Regions from separate parts of the Homo sapiens genome. Here region 1 is linked to region 2. Evidence: chromatin loops called from intact Hi-C (ENCODE). Cell type or tissue: dorsolateral prefrontal cortex. All regions are shown on one strand. Region 1 overlaps CADM2 (cell adhesion molecule 2). Region 2 overlaps CADM2 (cell adhesion molecule 2).

Region 1 (2,500 bases), 220 kb before region 2:
AACAGGATCTAAGGCAACCCTGAAGTGATATTCATAACAAAGCACTCTTTCCTTAGATCAAGACTACTGATACTTTCTCTGATTATTTTTATTCCAGGCCAATGTCAGCATATATATATATATATATATATATATATATTTTTTTTTTTGGTGGAGGGGAGAAGACAAAGAAAAGGGAGGCTAGGATTCTCAACTCTACTAATAGTAAGCAAGTTGAGAAAACAATGTTTCATTAACTTTGTGTCTGCAGCCTTGTCCATACTGCCTTGCATATTTTAAATGCTGCAAAAAATGTAACCCAAGATCTGTGAACACCAACATTTTCTTTTAAAATTAAACTAAATTACTATATTTAAACATAAATAGTATTCTATCAGGCAGATTATCAAATCTGTTTAAAAATCATACAATTAACTCTCCATTAAAGCATTCAAAATCATTTTTTCCACAATGCCATTGTATTCAGGGCTTCTGATAATATAATAATGATACAATATATAAAATTAAGCTGAAAATGTGAATTTTCACGTATACAAAGATAAATACAAAATAATTTTTTTCATTTTGGAAAATATCAAATAGAATGTCTTTGAATTTCTAGAATACAAGAGACTTCAATACATAAGCAGATTAAGTATTATGGTTTTTTACTAAAGATAGCATTGAAAACCATTAGCAAGCAGGACATAAAAAGCTTATATGTATTTCTCACAAAGCTTAGGACTTATAATACCAGTGAAACATCTACTATTGTTAGCTAATAACACAAAAATATAAAATAAGTTTTTAAAGTATATGTTCTATCCTATCAAAAAATAGCATCTCAGATGAAATCAACATTTAAAAATAGCTATAGACAAATATAAGTAAAAACATAAAAGCTGACTTACACAAATCAAATTTGGCTCACCAGGTCAGAATTTTCTTTCTTATTTTTGGATTCATGTATCTAATTGCTGGTTGGTCATTACAACTTCTATAACATATGGATAGTTAAAAGTTAATATAACAAAAATGAGTTAATCAGTTTCCTTCTAAACTGGCCTCTCCTGAATATTTATTGTTTAGTGCCATCGTTTAGAGTAAGGTAAATCTGTTTCACTTCCTCTCACAAATTCAATGAATCAAATTAATCACCAGGTCCTGTTGATTTTGCCTCCTAATTTTTCACGTATTTGTTTCCAATTCTGACACCCTTATTGCCACTGCCCTGGTCCGAATCCTCTTTACATTTTATTGAAGCATCACAAGAGTGTTGTTACAAACTGGTGTTCTTAATTCTGAACTTGTTTCCTCAGTACCGTTGTGTATCTATTGTAGGTCTCACTGAGCCACTCCCTGGTTCAAAGTCATTCTGCAGCTACAGGGAACCATCAGCAGTGTGGCATCCTTCACATGCTAGTTCTCATTCCTTGCCTTTGCTCATGCTGCCACCTGCAGGTTTACTTCCCGCTACCCCAGCATACAGTCTATCATTTACAATTCTGCATTTAGTCTACTCTTTCTTGTCTGGACCATCAGAAAAAACGTGTGTCATAGCCATCTTTTATCCCAAGGGACTAGCATAGAATCTTGTTTGTAGTAGGTACTACTCAAAGATAAACTTAGACACATTAAAATTTTAAAGGGTTTATTTGAGCATTGAACGATTCATGAATTGGGAGCACAAGACTGCAAGCAGTTTAGCAGTGCTTGGTGGGGGCAGAGGCAGCAGCGAGAGAGGAACTTTTTAAATAATATTTTCATGGAAACAAGACAAAGGAAACATATTTCACTGGTCAGAGTGAAAAGTCCCTAGAAATTGGTTGGCAGTTTCTGATTGGTACACAGTCTCTAGTTTCTTTTTATTGTTTGCATTGGGCTTTGGAAAACTCAGGGGCTGCCTTAGCCTAATGGTCTCCAAATAAAATTGTTTTTAACAGTACTAAATAATTATTAAATGAGTTATCTGATCCATAATTGGCAAGCATGGTGATGGGCCTGTCATTTTAAGGATAACACTGGAAGCTTGAGCAAATAATCTCCCAAATTAAGTGGTTCAACAAAATAGAAGCTTTTTTCTTCACTCCCTGATAGCCCAACATGAGCCTTGCATGTGAGAGGGTGGCTTTCTGCCATCTAGGATCTAAGTTCCTTTCCTCTTGCAGCATTATCATTGCAAAGCGTCCTGAAATCTGCTTCTGGTCAGCAGAGGAATGGGAGAAAATCGAGACCAGTCCACTTCTTAAAAATCCCACATTAGCAAGAATTAGTCACAATGCCATGTCTGGATGTAAGTGGAACAAAGGGATATAGTCAATTTCTGAGAAGCTACTTCCACAAAAATTTCCTTTGTGTTAGTCTGTGGATAGATGGCCATCTCGACCACATGACTTAAGGAAGCAAGACATATGTATTGTATTTCAAAGGAAGCTAACATTTTCTGAATGTGTTGATAAAGAGTGGATTTCAGTTATTTGCAAAAGGACCTTTGGTAGAACAATGTATTACCAACAGCTCT
Region 2 (2,500 bases):
TAGCTATACATCTAGAGTACATATCTCTTATTTTTCAAATTAGAGGACTCTATCAGTGCGTTGAGAAATTTCTCCTCTACCTCAGTCTAGGGGGTTCTCATAAAATTGTCAGTAGAGCACTTTAGCAAACTCTCTGGTCACAGCAGGAGGCACCTGGTTGTGACCTAGCTAATCCCAGAACCCCATCCCTTTCTCCAAAAAGACCCATTACTCAAGCTGATTACCCTTATTGAGAGTAGATAGACTATAGGAGAGTGAGTCACCTTTTTCTTTTTAAAATTGCCCTCTTTAAAAATATTTAGGCATGTAATAGTTAGTGGCCCCTCCTTCCCCATCAGTGCAAGCCTGAGAAAGAAATTAAGATGGTGACTAGTAGAGAGAGATGAGTCTGAATTAGCTACCATATCAATGAGACTACTCTTATAATTTTCATTTATGTGTATCCGTAAGTTCCTTTTTTGCTTACTCTATTTTCAATTAGAATCTTCAATGAAAATGCATGAACTTACCAAAAATATACTCTTTAAAATGATTGGGCTGGGCGCAGTGGCTCACGCCTGTAATCCCAGCACTTTGGTAGGCCAAGGTGGGTGGATCACAAGGTCAGGAGATCCAGACCATCCTAGCTAACATGGTGAAACCCCATCTCTACTAAAAATACAAAAGATTAGCCTTGCGTGGTGGCGGGCATCTGTACTCCCAGCTACACGGGAAGCTGAGGCAGGAGAATGGCGTGAACCCTGGAGGCGAAGCTTGCAGTGAGCCGAGATGGCACCACTGCACTCCAGCCTGGGCGACAGAGCGAGACTCCGTCTCAAAAACAAAACATAAAAAATAAAATAAAATAAAATAAATGATTGAAATAGTAGCTTGTTATCTAACAGTATGCTAAATTTTTATGTAAAATAAAGAAGATAGGATTATAGAACATGGCTTAATGATTATATGTGAAGACTAGGTTCTTTCACAAAAAGTATGTTTTGAGATGACACTTGCATGATAGTATGATGTCAAACTGTTGGGTGGGAAAAAGGAAGGGGAACTGTGTATAGGAATATATTACAGATAGATTTTAAAAGAGCATGCAAAAATATGTAAAAATAAGAATTTTCAGGAAACTGCAAATTATTCAGCATAGAATGAGTATGTACTGAAGATGACACCTACGTGTAGACAGAAGTGAAAATACTAAGCGCTCAAGACTTCTCTAACCTTTTTGAACCTCAGTGCCCTCATTCATAACAGAGGTAATAATAGTATTTTTCCTAGAGGGTTTTGTGAATTTTAGCACAATCCATGGAAACTGTCTAGCCAAAAGTTCACTCCATAAATGATTTTGCATTTCTATATAGTGAATCATGTGACACCTCTTAGTATAACTACCAGATTGTCAACTTTGTTTTAACATAATTTATTTATTATAAAAATTAGTTATGTAAACATTAAATTTATGTCTTCAATAAAAAGTTATTTTCTTAGAGAAAATCATCTCTGCTTTAGAAGCAGTTGCCTTGCCTGAAAGAGGTAGGCAAGGCTGCCATCTAGTGGCAGTACCTTAGAACTGCGGACATATGGTCCTCAAAGCTGAGAAAGCATTCAAATTCAAATCACACAAAGTGATCTCATTTGAGAACAAAGAACATCCGACGATTGCTGGATACATCAAATTTGTATTCCTGCTGTGCATTTTATGACAAAATCCTGAATCTGACAATTTAAAAAAAATGAGTTTAAAGCAGTGCTTCCCAAAGTCACCTTAAAAATGTTGAGATTCCATGACAATGTTTACACACACATATGGAGGCACAAACATACTCATACACAAATATTAGTATAAAGTAACTAGATTTTCTCTCTTGGAAGTGTTGTTTCCTTTTATAAAATCATAGCGATAGTGCATTCTGACTCTTTTTATTTATTCATTTGGAGTTAATGTTATAATTTTTCAAATTGCAGGGCCAGCAGTCGTATTTCAAATCTCAAATTTTTGACCAAAATTATACATTTCTCCCCTAACCAAAAGTTTGAGAAAATCTGGTTTGAAGGAGTCATCTACTCTTAAAACTATTACTACAGCTCTCCGATAACTATTAACCTAGACTATACCACCCTCCCTTTTATTCTCTATTCATGTGAATAATATCCCCTATTGTATTCTATAATAGTCTTCTATTGTTTACCCAGAGCCACCAAGAAGAGACAGCAACAAATAGAACACAAATGGGGACAAGATCTTATTGTTGGCTGACTAAAATGACCATTGTGACAAAATTCTCCTGGATGTCAAGTCCGGAAAAATATTTGTCACTACTAATGAACTGGCAAACCTTCTATATAGACAATGAAATCTATGTACCCCATCTGAGTCTTTATCCGTTGATTCTCTATTTTTTTTCTTACAAAGGGTTTTCCAGTTTACATTGTGCATTCACCATTCATAAATTACTTTCAACTTGAAGCTTCTTTCAGTTGCATTTAAGGATGCTATGATTTGAACGTG

Evidence for each region. Peaks named below come from ENCODE experiments on the same cell type or tissue, not always from the same donor. Only the 100,000 strongest peaks of a DNase experiment are listed, where the experiment ranks them.
Region 1: a loop joins it to region 2, with 3 times the contacts of the local background. A loop is called at or near these places in 13 of 110 quality-filtered maps.

The regions. Positions count from the first base shown.
Region 1 is chr3:85,359,529-85,362,028 of GRCh38, forward strand. All of the region lies in intron 1 of CADM2 (cell adhesion molecule 2), which reads left to right. Among named protein-coding and RNA genes, the nearest start is that of MIR5688, 25 kb to the right of the region's middle. In dorsolateral prefrontal cortex, CTCF peaks have their summits at 1,435 (motif pointing left) and 1,644; a DNase peak (open chromatin) is centred at 1,413.
Region 2 is chr3:85,574,735-85,577,234 of GRCh38, forward strand. The region is part of intron 1 of CADM2 (cell adhesion molecule 2); the gene reads left to right. Among named protein-coding and RNA genes, the nearest start is that of MIR5688, 190 kb to the left of the region's middle. RefSeq lists an enhancer at 1,354-1,930. In dorsolateral prefrontal cortex, CTCF peaks have their summits at 1,527 (motif pointing left) and 1,735; a DNase peak (open chromatin) is centred at 1,547; H3K4me3 peaks cover 676 bases; H3K27ac peaks cover 945 bases.